2 separate regions of the Mus musculus genome follow, and region 2 is linked to region 1. A link is a loop called in an ENCODE intact Hi-C map of the cell type or tissue named here. Cell type or tissue: heart. All regions are shown on one strand. Links, peaks and the distances in the headings refer to the core of each region. The heading gives the core; the rest is flanking DNA.

What was found. Hi-C counts contacts between places; a loop is a spot of excess contacts. Peaks named below come from ENCODE experiments on the same cell type or tissue, not always from the same donor. Only the 100,000 strongest peaks of a DNase experiment are listed, where the experiment ranks them.
Region 2: a loop joins it to region 1, with 2.0 times the contacts of the local background. A loop is called at or near these places in 2 of 42 quality-filtered maps.

The regions. Positions count from the first base shown.
Region 1 is chr5:112,015,280-112,022,123 of GRCm38, forward strand. No RefSeq gene overlaps it. Among named protein-coding and RNA genes, the nearest start is that of Gm36794, 72 kb to the left of the region's middle. In heart, for the core only: a CTCF peak has its summit at 3,838 (motif pointing right); DNase peaks (open chromatin) are centred at 3,822 and 5,882; H3K27me3 peaks cover 731 bases.
Region 2 is chr5:111,931,376-111,938,219 of GRCm38, forward strand. It overlaps Gm36794 (a long non-coding RNA gene), which reads right to left. Exons shown (of 5, transcript XR_880587.2): 3 at 5,184-5,258. Among named protein-coding and RNA genes, the nearest start is that of Gm42156, 9.6 kb to the right of the region's middle. In heart, for the core only: no CTCF peak of the experiment used is centred there; a DNase peak (open chromatin) is centred at 4,116; H3K27me3 peaks cover 4,328 bases.

The DNA.
Region 1 (6,844 bases), core at 1,014-6,013:
CAACATAACAGGCTCATCCCCCACACCGCATCTGACTTTCTGCAGGGACTCCCACAAGACACAGTCACTTCCCCAGTGGAGCCTGTGAACACTGAGGTGTCTTGGGTGCACACCTATAGACATTCCCAGTCTCTGGTCCTCGGTCAGCATCTTCCCCATCCCTCACAGCAAGCTGAACACACTAACGATATTTTCCCAGCTCCCTCTGAAGAGAAAGTCAGGTGTTAAATGGAAGATTTGCTTGAGCGCATGGCTGGGACCTAAGCAAAACCATATTAAGGAAGTCATATTTATTATCTCCATAAAGTAACCTGCGCAGCAGCATGTGGGGGCCAGATGGGAGGCTCAGGTGCACAGAGAGCCAAATCAGCTCTGTCACAAGGGGTCTGAGCCTGTGGGGCATGGCTGTTCCACCTGGGAGAAATAGACGCTAAGTGACTCAGAGGTTGGGTGCTCAGCAGCTGTGGCGGAGGGGGGCCTGCAGACATGAGAGGGGGGCATGGGTCCCCAACAGAGTCTGCTGAGGCAGTCTGTAGTGGGCCAGGGTGAGAAGCCACATGGGCAAAGATGAAAGCTGACAGACTGGCAGAACAGATCGCACCCAATGAGAACTCCAAGGGTCCCTGAAGAGAAAAAAGAAATGGGACCTCAGGGTTCAGTGGGCCAAGTCTCCATTGTTTAGGGTGCCCAGGTAAGGGCTGCAGAGGAGCTGGAAACCATATCTGCTGGACAAGAATGAGCTTCACCCAGGGGAGGATGCTTCAGGCTGGTTTTCCCACAGGCACCTAATGGCTGGGCGAGGTCCTCTGTTGAGGAGAGAAAGGTCCAAGAAGGATGGAGAAGGGATATGTGAGCAGTGTCAGCTCTCAGACTTTCAGCTCTGTGCACCCCTGGGCGTCACCATGTCTCATGGCCACCAGACCCTTTCAATCTGTGGCAACCTCTAGCCCAGATCTACCCCCACACTCCAAGTCTTGCCAGGTGTCAGCATCTTTCAAAGGGAGCCCATCAGGTTCTCTGGAGAAACCAGAAGTTTCTGTCTGTCCTCTTTATAGCATGCTCAGGAGGCAGGTCCTCCTCCAGGCCACTGTCTCTGCCTCTGAACACTGGAATCACATCTGTGCGTCACTCCACATATTTTTATGTGGGTTTCTTCTTCATGCTCACAAGGTGAGCACTGTATCCAAGTAACTTCCTCAACTCGTGAAGGGAGAGTGCTGGGCTGTTCCTTGGGAGGAAAAAAACAAAAAGAACAATTCACTCATGGTTATAATAACAGATGAGCTGAATTTTAACACACCTGTCAGCCCAGCGCTGTCAGCCCAGCGCTGAGGCAGGAGGATCTCAAGTCCAAGACTACCCCGTCTCACATAGGAAAACCTTATTTAACTTTAAGGATTTCAAATGTCATGAACCACACATAGGCAGGGCTAGCACATGGGTAGGGTAAGAAAGGAAGGTGGACTATAAATTTAAAATAAATTTACCCAAAGTCAGTGTCCTCATGTTCCAATCCTGCTTGGCTGGGACCAACATTTGTCCCCTTAACTTTGGAGGACAGTTGCTTACTTGTGGGGCCCGTGCTAGAAGTCGAGACAAGTCAGAAGCCAGCACAAAGCACAGGCCTGGGACCCAGAAGCTCAGGGAAGGAGCAAGTGTCTTTCAGAGGAGACTCTGGAGCTGGGTCTCTGGAGCATTTTGTATTAACTTGAAAAAGCTGAGAGGTTATGCAAATCAGCCTGTTGACCCAGAATATTCCTAGTGAAAGCATTGTGCATAAAGTTCCCCTCTGCACACATGGGGGGAAAAATCTCCTTGGTTGCCAATTGTGGGCTTGTTGGTGCTTGGCTTCTGTCACAGTGAAGGGGTCCCATGCAGGTAAAAACCCAGCTGACCTGCCATGCTCCCACCTTGGTGATAATGGACTGAGCCTCTGAACCTGTAAGCCAGCCTCAATTAAATGTTGTCCCTTTAAGAACTGGCTTGGTCACAGTGTCTGTTCACAGCAGTAAAACCCTAATTAAGACGCTTAGGGAGAGTGGGATGGGAACAGGAATTCCAGTTCTGATGAGATTTTCTTGACTATCAAACTTCCCTGCCTGGGTCTCATCAGACCCAAGATGGCAGACCTGGAAATCTCCAGGCACCTTCCCCAGGCTTCGCCTGCCATCACTCAGCCCGGTGATGCTTGTTGATTCAAATGCTCTACATGGAGCAGATGAATGGAGATCTGCCCTATAGCAGATCCTGCCACGAACTTTGCCATAACAGACGTGCAGGTTTACACACCGGCATACTGATTCACACATGTGTGCAGGCCGTCAAACACACTTGTACACATATGTGCATGTGTATATTTGAAGTCTGTAGAACTGACTTTCTAAAAATGTCCACAGTAGGCATGGCATGAGGGTAGATGGGAACATAGAAAGAGCAGTCTTCCCTGTGGGTGTTCATCGAGGCAAACAGCTCCTGTGCCTGGAACCCAGCCCCTCTTGTGGCTTTTTGAAAGTTCTCTTGGCTGAGTGGTCAGAGATTACAGCTGAGAGGAATAGGCTGTCTGACATATACTGGGTCATCCACTGTCTGATGCTAAAATCCATCCCCTTGGGAAGACGTAAGGCAATGTCTACCACTTCTCTCAAGGTCTCAATGACAGACTGAAGCAAGATCCCACCAACGTTCACTCTGGGGAACTCCCTTAAAGGATCCTGAATAGATTTATGCCAAATTGACACAGGCTAGAGTCATCTGACAGGAAGGGCCCTCAACTGAGAAATGCCTCCATAAGATCAGGCTGTAGGTAAGCCTGCAGAGCATTTTCTCGGTTATTCATTGGCATGGGATCCACCCATTGTAGGTGGGGCCACCTTTGGGCAGGTGGTCCTGCGTGCTATCAGAAAGGAGACTGAGTAAGCTTGTAAGCATGCATTCTTCCACGGCCTCTGCATCAGCTTCTGTTTCTAAGTTCCTGCCCTGAGTTCTCTCAGTGTTGAACAGTGATGTGGACGTATGAGCTGAATAAATCCTCTCCTCACCAAGTCATTTTTGGCTATGTATTTCACCAGAGCAGTAGAAACAGTGAGAAATTGGTTCCAGGATTGTGGGATTTTGTGACAGACCTGACCATTGTGTTTTGGGAAGATTGGGGAAGGACTTTAGAACTTTGGGTTGGAAAAACCATTGAGTGTTTGAGGCTTGGTGAACAGTTCTGTGGGAGCTTGGAAGATAAAGAGTGTTGAGAGAGAGAGAAGCAGACAATGGAGCCCTGGATTGTGATGTTTTAGACTCTATGGGGGCTATTTGATATTTTGAGATTCAGCAGTTCTGGTGAGCTGGGGCTGAAGCATCAGCTATGGTTAACAAGAGACCAAAACTACTGAAGTGAAACCTTTGTGTTCCTGGGACAATTGATGCTGGTCATCTGGAGGTGAGAAATTAGCAGTGATTAAGAGGTGACCAGCATCACTGAGGATCATAAGTCTGGGAATGTCTCCTCTGTGTCAGCTCATGGAGCTGTGATTCAGAGAGGGCCAAGGCTGCATCTCACACTGGCAGTTGGACATAGCAATGAGTAAAAGTCACCCAGATGATACTAGTTTTGAAGGAATGGAAGCATTGTGGAAAGCAACTGATGCTTGGCACTGTGAGAGGCCACTGGCAAAGGTCCAGCCTCCATGGCTGTTGAAGCCCAGGATGGAAAGGGTCGGGGGACTTGACACCATAGAGGAGAGCCCAGGAGAGGTTGTTGGTGAAAGTGCAGCCCAGTGGTAACAGTGGCTCCAGCATTTTTGAGATGCCAGTCACACGGGGCGACTGCCAAGGACAGCAGTCATGAAGCCAGCCTGAGCCTATGCGACAAGCTGTTTGTGCTGCAGAGGGCAGAGCCAGAGAAGTGACACAGGCATTGTGGAGGAGCTCAGAAAATCACGAGTGAATCCCAGATATTGACACTGTGTTACTTAAACCGTTGGAGTCTGGTATTACTTTGTTCCGGTTGTGATTGTGCTCTGGCTCTTTCCTCCTGAAGTAACAAAGTATTTAACTATTTTCCCCCCAGGAGCCCACAGTTGAGAGATTTCTGAACGGTTGAGACTTTTTAGAGAGACTCTTAATATTTTAAAAATACTTTGGACTTTTAAATGTATGATTTTTTTTAACGGCTACAGGACTTTTAAAAGTTAGATGTTTTGTAGTGTAGTGTTGGTATTAATGCGTGATCTCTGGGATAAACAAAAATGGAAAGGTTATGACTTAGCAGTGCGTTGAACTGACAAGGGCTCAATTGTGCTGGCTAGCTTTACCATCAACTTGACACAAGCTACATTCATCTGAGAAGAGGGAACCCCAATTGAGAAAATGCCCTCATGAGATTAGGTTGTAAGAAAGCCATAGGGCATTTTCTTAGTGATTGACGTGGAAGGGCCCCACCCATTGTGGGTGGAGCCATCCTTGGGTTGCTGATCCTGGGTTCTATAAGAAAGCAAGCTGAGCAAGCCATGGTGAGCAAGGCAGCAAGCAGCACCCCTCCATGACCTCTGCATCAGCTCCTGCCTCCGGGTCCTGCCCTTGAGTTCCTGTCCTGACTTCCTTCAGTGAAGAACAATGAGATAGAAACATAAGCCAACTAACACTTCTCTCCCCTAAGACACGGAGCTTAGGTGAGGGGGTTTCTGACTGGCCACACCTAGAAAACCAACAGATAAGGGCTTCCTCCATATCTGTGTAGATGGAGTACCTGCTCTAGTCTATCCTGGCCTCTGTATATTCCATGCCCTCTGAGCCACAGGCAGTGATGACAGGTGCTGGGGCAGTGTCTGGATATCCAGCCTCTACTCTGAGCTTCAATTGAGGAAGTGTGTTCCCCAGTTCTGGTGGGGTGACCTTCTGCACATGGCCACAGAACTCCCAATGCAGACTGCTTGGCTCTGAAGAGCATCACTCATAATGTTCTCTTCCTCTCCAAAGCCCACCAGGACTTCAAGAGTCCCCGCCTGAACCTATCCTTCTAAGCCAGCATGTCTCAGTGCCTTTTATATAGTATTGGGTGATGAACACATTGACCCCATCACTTGTTCCATATCTGCAAACCATGGAAGAAGCTACAGAACACAAGGGGGCTGACACCTCAACTCCCAGCACCACTATTTTGTGGGCTGTTTTTTGTTTTGTTTTGTTTTGTTTTGTTTTCATAAATAGGGGATAACAACATGACCTTGCCCTTAGGATAAAGTTCTGAGATTCTAGAGTATGCTTGAAGCAGCAACAATTTTGAACTTAGGTGACCTTGGGCTAGGTAGGTATTTCTTCCTCCTCCTCCTCCTCCTCCTCCTCCTCCTCCTCCTCCTCCTCCTCCTCCTCCTCCTCCTCTTCCTCCTCCTCCTCCTCACTGAGTGCAGAGGGCTTGCTGCATGCATGGGCCTTGTTAAGCCGGGTTATGCCCTCCCCTTGGGGACCCAGAGTTCTAGACTGTGGAACTTGGGTCCAGCACTGCTCCCCACTTGAAGATGTTGATTTTACTAGGTGACTTCGTTTAGATTGAAACCCCACCCCAACTCTCTGCCCTGTCCATGGACCCCAGGGAGCTCAGAGCTCAGAGCTAAGTCTCCCCTGCACTGGGGCTGGCTAGAGAGCACCATGCCCCAGCCAACCAATGTCATGTCTGGATCTGTGAGCAGCCATCTGTCCCCCACCCTGGCTCCTGTTGACTGTCCCAGGTCAGAGCAGAGTGTCTGCAATAATGGGCTATTAATCGCTAATCTCCACCACATGTGACAGTTGCCAGGAAGGGAACAGGTTGTCCACATAACTCCTCTCAATGGCCCCTGGCACTGCCAGGCTCTGCAGCTCAAGCTCAAAGGGAATAGCTGCTCAAGTGGGGGCTCTGATCTACCCAGAGAAGCCCTTGGGTTTTGACGGGACTGGGAACACTGCCACCTGGCAAGCCTGGCCTGGGAGCTTCTGATGTCATACAAGCATGTGGGGCTCAGTAGGGACTGTGGGCAGGATGCACTGTGTCCTCAAAGAGGGTTTAGCATGGCGACTGAGGTCAACTGCACATCCTGAGGCACAGGAAGGATGCAGGACTTTCTCAAGAGTGGAGACAGCTCACCTCTGGGCTTCTCTGTATCATGTGCTCTTGGGAGCTGTGTGTGAACCATGGTTGTGATTCTACTTGATTTTTCTATTGGGGTTAAGTCTCAAGCCAAATTCAAGCCAAGACTCAAACTAGGTGCTGGGGAGCAGGAATAGAGCAGTCAGTAGTCGGCCCCCAGGAGATCAGTCCCAGAAGGTCACCTCCTGAAGCTGTGCCTGACAGCTAGGAGGCCTGGCAGGGTCCTTTGAACTCCCAGAGGCTGGTAGCTTGTGGCATCTACAGGCAAGCAGCAGAACTTGGGACTTGACATCCAAGAATGTGACTTGGGCTACCAGAAGCAGCAGGCCTTCCTCTACCTTAATGATTCATTTATAAAATTCAAGTGTGCACATGCACATGTGTGCACACATGTAGGCCAAAGGTCACGTCAGTTGCCTTTCTCAGTTGTCCTTCACCTTATGTTTTGAGACAAGGTCTCTCATTGAACTTGGAGCTCACATATGTGGCTGCTGGGATCTGAACTCTGGTCCTCAAATTTATGCAGCAAGTGCTCCACTCCCAGCCCCTCATTCTTAACAACTCTTAAACACAGTCTCTCCTCACCATCCCCACAGTCTTTCCCTTCTCCACTTCCTCTTCCCTCCCTCCTCTCCCTCTCTTCCTTCCATTCTCCCCTCTCTTCCTCCCATTCTCCCCTCTGTCCCTCTCCTCCTCCCCTCCATCCTTTTCCCCTCCCTCCCTCCTCCC
Region 2 (6,844 bases), core at 1,138-6,137, 84 kb before region 1:
GTGAGTGACTGTGTGTGTTGTGAGCACATGTGTATGAGTGTGTGTGTGAATTTGTGAGTGTGTGAATATATGTGTGAGTGTGTGAGTATGTGTGTATGAGAGTTTGTGTGAATATGTGTGCTGTGAGTATTTGTGTGTGATGTGTGTATATGAGTGTATGTGTGTGTATAAGTGTGTGTGTGTGTGTGTGTGTGTGTGTGTGTGTGTGCTCCCAGCTAGACTGGTGCTCACTATGTAGACCAGGCTGGCCTTGAACTCACAGAGATTTTCCTGCCTCTGCCTCCCAATTTTGCTGGGAAAATGTTTTAAAAACCACCCAAGATGTCCAGCCTCATTGGTTCTCATGAGACAAACGGTGATGTGGAAAGAACTGACACTGTAAGGTCAGACGTGCCATTGACTCTGCTGCACACCCTTGCAGAGCCTTCCTAGGGTACAGCATTCACTTACTGAAGAGAAGCCATGGGATTACAGTGACCATGGGTCCTTAAAGCACCCACAATCCGCACTCTATTCTCAGGAACCCCAGGTGGCACTTCCCATGCTCTCCTGCAGGGGGCGATTGTTTCCACATTACTTCCTGGGTCTGGAGTTTTGTTCTGCAATGTGCTGGCTAAACAAATGCCTGAAGGTCCCAATGTTCTCAGTGTTCACATCTGTAAAGGGGGATGCTGGTGACACCTATGGTGTAGCAGAGCTCACAGAAGAGGAAGACAGGGCAGCACCTGGCTCTGATGAGGGTTCTGGAGACCCAGATGTCAATCTTACTGGTGTGGGTAGATTGGAAGCTTTTGTCTGCCTTTGCTGTCAGCTGCATGTCTAATCAAGATTGTGCAGACTGTGTTGACAATAACCAGGGAGCTAGAAGGGAGAAGAAGGTCTGCCTGGTGAGGCCTGGGAATGATACAAAGTGAACACAGTCACAGACTGCTCACTAGACATGACAATGGAGGGACGGAGAGGAAAACAGAAGAGCCAGCAGGACACAAAATGCCAGGGCCTAGACTGGGAGGGTCCCAGCTGGGGAACAGGGGCAGCAGTGTCTGCAATCCTACAGAGTCAGGAGTGACCATCAGTGATCCTGTAGAGCCAGGGTCTGATGAGTAAGTATCATGCAAATCTTCAGACTGGTCACAAGAAAGTTAGAAATTGGTGGTGTGTATGCTTTGCGCATGCCTATGCATTGTTTCTGCAAGGTTGTTCATATGTGTGAATGTCTGCAGATGTGCACACTGTGTGCGCTTGTGTGACTTTCCTATGGTAATGTAAATGGCTTCATCCAGACAGAGCAGCAACAACAGCAGAGAGCACTTCATCCAAGTATGGCTTGGTGAGCCCGTCAATTTATTGGAGTTGCTTACAGAGTGTGTGTAACTCAAAGGCAGCTGCCTCCCCAAAACCCTTTCCAGCATAGTAGACACACAGATGAATGGCAGCTCTGGAGCCTGGCATCTCAGAGTCTCCTCTCCCCTGCCATCTTATTGCTTGTGCAATCTTAGGGAGGGGCCTTGTGAGTTCTGTAAGTTTCAGGGCTTTCCTGAACTTTGTGAGTTTCCCTCTTGCCCTCTCGCCTCCAGGGGAGATGATTTCAGCTGAGAGGAAATTACATCCAGCAGTACTTCCAGCAGAGGGCGTCCTGTGTGTCTCACTGTGAGGCTTACCACACGTGCTGTGTGGATCTGCATGCATGCCTGCCCTCTCTCCAGTTGGCAAGAAGTCCGATTTCTGAGGAAAGGGTTCAGAAAAGGACATAAAATGGCCATGAAAACAGCCTAGTACTTTGTCTGTGTGCTCACTGGGGTGAAGCGGTGGCTTACATCTCCCCAGGAAAAGGCCTGTATTCAAGTTCATGTCTAGAACAAACTATAATCTGGAATGATACCTCACTGTCTATCCTGATGGATTCCTGAAGCTCTGTACCCCCACCCCAGCTCTGACTGGACAAAGGCCAGCACCCAACATACACCATGCCACTGACTAGGGAAAGTGTCACGTTATGACTGAAAATGATCACTCTCTGCCCTTAGCTATCACTTGAAAAATCCTATTTTGGAAGGCAATATCTGGAAAATACACGTGTTGTTTGGTGGTTTGGATGGAGGCCCTTGAACGAAGCCTCAGATCTGTCATGATATTTACTCTCCCTCAAGGGATGGAAGACCCTGACTTCCATGTTGGATGCCTCCCCTGCTCAGGGGAGTTCTGCCTCCGCAGGACCTGACACCCGCCAGGGATTCTCTCAATGATGCCCAGCCTACCCAGTTCACTCAGACATCCAAGGCTTCCTAAAGCACCTCTAACACCACCAATCTCTGCCAATTCCAATAGCAGACAGGAAGCCCAGTTCCACTGTCTCTCAGCACCGCCTTGTGCAAATGCAGAGAGCTCTGAGTGAGGCGTGGGTTGCTAGGGAGGTCAAAGGCCAGAGACACATGGACCCTTGTTCTGACTAGAGGCTGAGTGAAGTCCACACCACAGATGAACAAAGGCCTGTCTTCCTCCCTCCTTTCTTCCCTCCCTTGCTCCCTCCCTTCCCCCTCCCACCTTTTCTCCCTTCCTCTCTGCCTTTCCTCCCTCCCCTATCTCTTTCTCCTTCCTTCCTTCCTCCCCCTCCTTTCCTCCCTCCCTCCCTTTTTCCTTCCATTCCTTCCTCCCTCCCTTCCCTATCCCTTTCTTTATCCTTCCTTCCTGTCTGTCCTTCTGTCCTTCCCCCTCCCTCCCTTTCTTTCTTCCCTTCCATTCCTTCCTCCATCCCTTTCCTCCCTTACTCCTTCCCCTCCCCTCACTTCCTTTCTTCCTTCTTCCCTCCCTTCGTACTTCCTTGTTTCTTTCCATTAGATGGCTTTTCCTAGGTAGACCTAAGACATCCCACAGAGAGCTTGGGTGTTGGCGGGGGAATCAGAAGCATGGTTGACCCAAGGCTGCTGTTGCACTGAAGAGTCCAGCCACAGCGTGGTAGGGGCAGCGGCCACCCAGTCAGCCTTCTACCTCTGATATAAGCTTAGGGTGGGCCTCCATGAGGAACTACTGAAGCCATGGACGACATGACTCTAACAGAAAATGTTCACAGGTTCAGTCTCATGATGTCTCCTGACCCAGTCACAGATGCTCTGATAACCTTCTCCGCAGAGGATGTCCCTGCACAGCTCACGAACCTCCCGAAGGCAGGAGTATGGTGCTCTGGGTACGTGGGGCTCAGGGTGCGAGACACTGTCTGGGTTTGTATGACACCAGAGTCTTCCAGAGAAGCCAGGAGGACAGTCTGCTCCAAACCAACAGGGGTTCCTACCCATGGGTCTTCGGCCTATGTGGGGACATGGGGCGCTTTGCCCACATAGTGGGCACACAAAATAAATACAGTCAGAACCACATGTGGATCACCTAACCATGCCTCAAGCGTGGGTCCCGGAATGAAGTGGGCTGAATGTGAAGACCTGAAGGTCCCAGGAGATTCTGCCCTCTTTTGCTTCTTCTGTTCCCAATGACCCCTCCCTGCATCCCCACAGGACTCACTCACAGGGTGGGGGGTGATAGAGACTTTGAGTCAGGCCTTCCAGCTGAGGCTTTTTTTCCACAGACCTTTAGCTGGTGGACTTGGAGCAGAGGCTTTGCTGGCTAGTGCTCCCAGACTCTAACCTATGCTCTCAAGTAGTGTGCCGAGAGTCCGCCATCCCCATGTCCTGAGCACGGCTCACTTACCATCGCTGTACCCAGCTACAGATGGGGAGACTGAGGCTGTAGGCTATCCTGTGGTATACTAGGTATACTTTCCTGGTGGGCCAGGAAAGGTAACCTGGGCCTAGACTCCACCATGGACAGGCTGTCTTTCAGTACTCTGTGTACCAATGCAGGAGTACTGACTCCATACCATGTAAGTACCACTCCCCCTCCATGATTCCTATCACCTTGACTTCCTGTGGAATCGGATCTTTACTGGCACCAACTCATGAGGGGTGACGGACAACAGAAAGAGAGGACTCAGAACCCCTGATGCCTTGGAACACCAGGCAGGCTGGCACCCCAAGGACCCTGGGCACAGTTCCCTGTGTGCCTGCCTGGTGCCAGCAGGCAGATGGGTCTGTTGGCCAGTCTTGCCAACCAGCCAGCTGGCCCTGAGCACCTTGTGGTTGGCACCTCAGCCACTGGGATGGGCCATGGGCCTGCCTGCAATAGGCATGGGGCTGGCTGTGTGGAGCAGATGGGCCGGCCGCTCCATTGGCTGTCCACAAAGCTGCCAGCTGGCTGATGCCTGGGCACCTCTGGGCTGGCATCACCATCAGGATGCTGCTGTGTTAGCTTTGAGGGATGGGCAGCTGGCACAGAAGCATGCCTTGGCCCCTCCCAGTTAGTCTGTTAAATGCCCCAGGGTCTGGGCTGTAAGGGAACAAAGCCAGGTTCTACCAGGCTGGATGTGGAAGAGGACAGATCTTCTGTGCTCTGGAATTTGCCTTGGTTTTGCACAAGGACAGGATTCCAGGGGACAACCCACATCCTTGTCATCGAATCTAGCACCCCAGCATCACTCAGCTGTCAGAGAAGCTATGTCCCCTGCCAGCCCCTAAGGCTATGCCAGCCCTCCATCTGCCCCTGGTCAGCTGGCAGCCTGTCTCTTCTTCAGTTTGGCTATTTAAAAATTCCACTTCCTTGGACAGAAGAGGCCCAGACTGGGGATGCTCTATGGAAACCCAGGGGAGGGGGAGTCCCTCACAGCATGGGATCCAACAACTATTCCCTCTTCCCTCTGACCTCTGACCTCTGATATGAGCCAGACACTAGCAGCCTGGAGAAGCCAAGGCACCTGTCTCTAGTTAGGGTTTGCCTGCTGTGAGCAGACACCATGACCAAGGCAACTCTTATAAGGACAACATTTAATTGGGGCTGGCTTACAGGTTCAGAGGTTCAGTCCATTATCATCAAGACTGGAACATGGCAGCACCCAGGCAGGCATGGTGCAGGAGAAGCTGAGAGTTATACATCTACATCTGCAGGCCTCTAAGAGAAGACTCACTTCCAGGCAGCTAGGATGAGGGTATTAAAGCCCATGCCCACAGTGACACACCTACTCCAACAAAGCCACACCTACTCCAACAAGGCCACATCCCCTAATAATTCCACTCCCTGGGCCAAGCATACACAAACCATCACAGCACCCAACAAAAACACACAGTGAAGATGCTCCTTACTTGATCAGTGGTCGCCCAGACATCCAAGGAAATATGGTGGCTTCTCCACAAATGCATATCACCACCATGTATTCACTGAAAGGAGCAGAAAAAGATTTTAGGTTGGGTTCAGTGGTAGATCCATTGCTATGCTATGACCTCTGGGGAGAGTCTTCACAGAGACTAAGGGAAAGAAAGAGGGACAGAGTGGGGAGAGAGGGCAGACAGATGGATGGACAGGGGGATTTCACAAGTTGATGCTGACATTCTGTGTACAGTTTCCAGTACTTGAGGTGATGTGATAGCATTAATATTGTCCCCTAAAAGGTCATCCAGGTCCTTACTGCCTGGACTGGAGAGGGAGACGTGATTAGGAGATAAAGCATTTGCCAATGTGGATGACCTCCAGGTACCTAGGGTTGGCCTTCATCCAGTATAACTGCATCCTTCTAAATAGAGTTTCTTTGATACATAGGCACAGACAGAGGATTGGGGGTTAGGTTATGGTGTGTCCTGCATCCACTCCGCCACAGGTCTCAGGTCACTTGAGGAGGTGGCATGCGGGAGTTTTGACTGTGCTTACCCCACACTGGTGCTGGGCAGGTGTCAGGCTATGAGAAGCTGCTGGACACCACTCTGGGGACTGGGGGGGGGGTGCAGTCTGATTTCCTGGGGACCAGTCTGAGCTGGCCCAGAAACAAAGGGGAAAAGAGGGGAGAGCTCCGGCTGGGTCCTGCAGGGTGGAGAGTCCTTGGATTGTTCAACAGGCAACTTGGCTTGGTGGAGGCCATGGCTGAGAGGGCTTCTGCAGATTAGAATGGCTCTTCAGGCGAAGACCTGCTCCATTGCTACCCATGGCAGATTTCGATGAAAGGGGACAGCCCATGGTTTTAAGGCATTTATTGTCATGGCAGAGAATGTGATGAATAAAGCCGTACCCCACTTTCTCAGGGCAGATCTTTTGCAGGGAGGAGTGTCTGGGAAGGAGAGTTTATTGGCTAAGCCTCTCATTAAAATGGAGATCTGTCTTGAGGCTATGTGACCTGTGGTCATGTCCTCTACCTGTGGAGGGGCTTGGGGCACTGCCCTTTCATGACTGATGGCCCCAAATCTATGGAGAGCTGTGGCCTCATGCCAGGAGCCTGGTGTCCAGGAGGGTGGCAAAATGCCTACTGTCCCTTGCAGGGTTATCCCCTGCAGGGTCATCGGGGTTTCAAGCCTTAGCTCAACCGGAAACCAGGCTGCCTTCCATGGTCCTACAATTGGATCTGTAAAGGACACCAAGACCACTATGGGGTGGGGGAGCTAGAAGGACCCAGCAAGGTTTTCCCCATGTTCCACCCTATAAGCCCTTCCCCCACATCCCTTCCCTCCATGCCTCTGCCCATGGTATTCTGTTCTGAAGCCCCAGTTGGGAAGTGTAGGAAGGAGCTGTCTTCCAGAGGTAACCTGTGGCCCAGGTTTCCCAAAGGACTCTGGACACCCTTACACACCAGCACCATCAATGCCTTCCCTAATCCTACACCATCATGTTCTGCATAAAGAAAAGAAGACAGAAACACACAGGGCTGAGCTAGGAGGTGCTGTCCAGGTTGAAAGTTTGAAAACTCAACCAGTCAGGGATAAGCAGCAACTCCCTTTCAATGCTCAGGGTCTAGGCAAGCTGGGAAGACAAGGGGTCT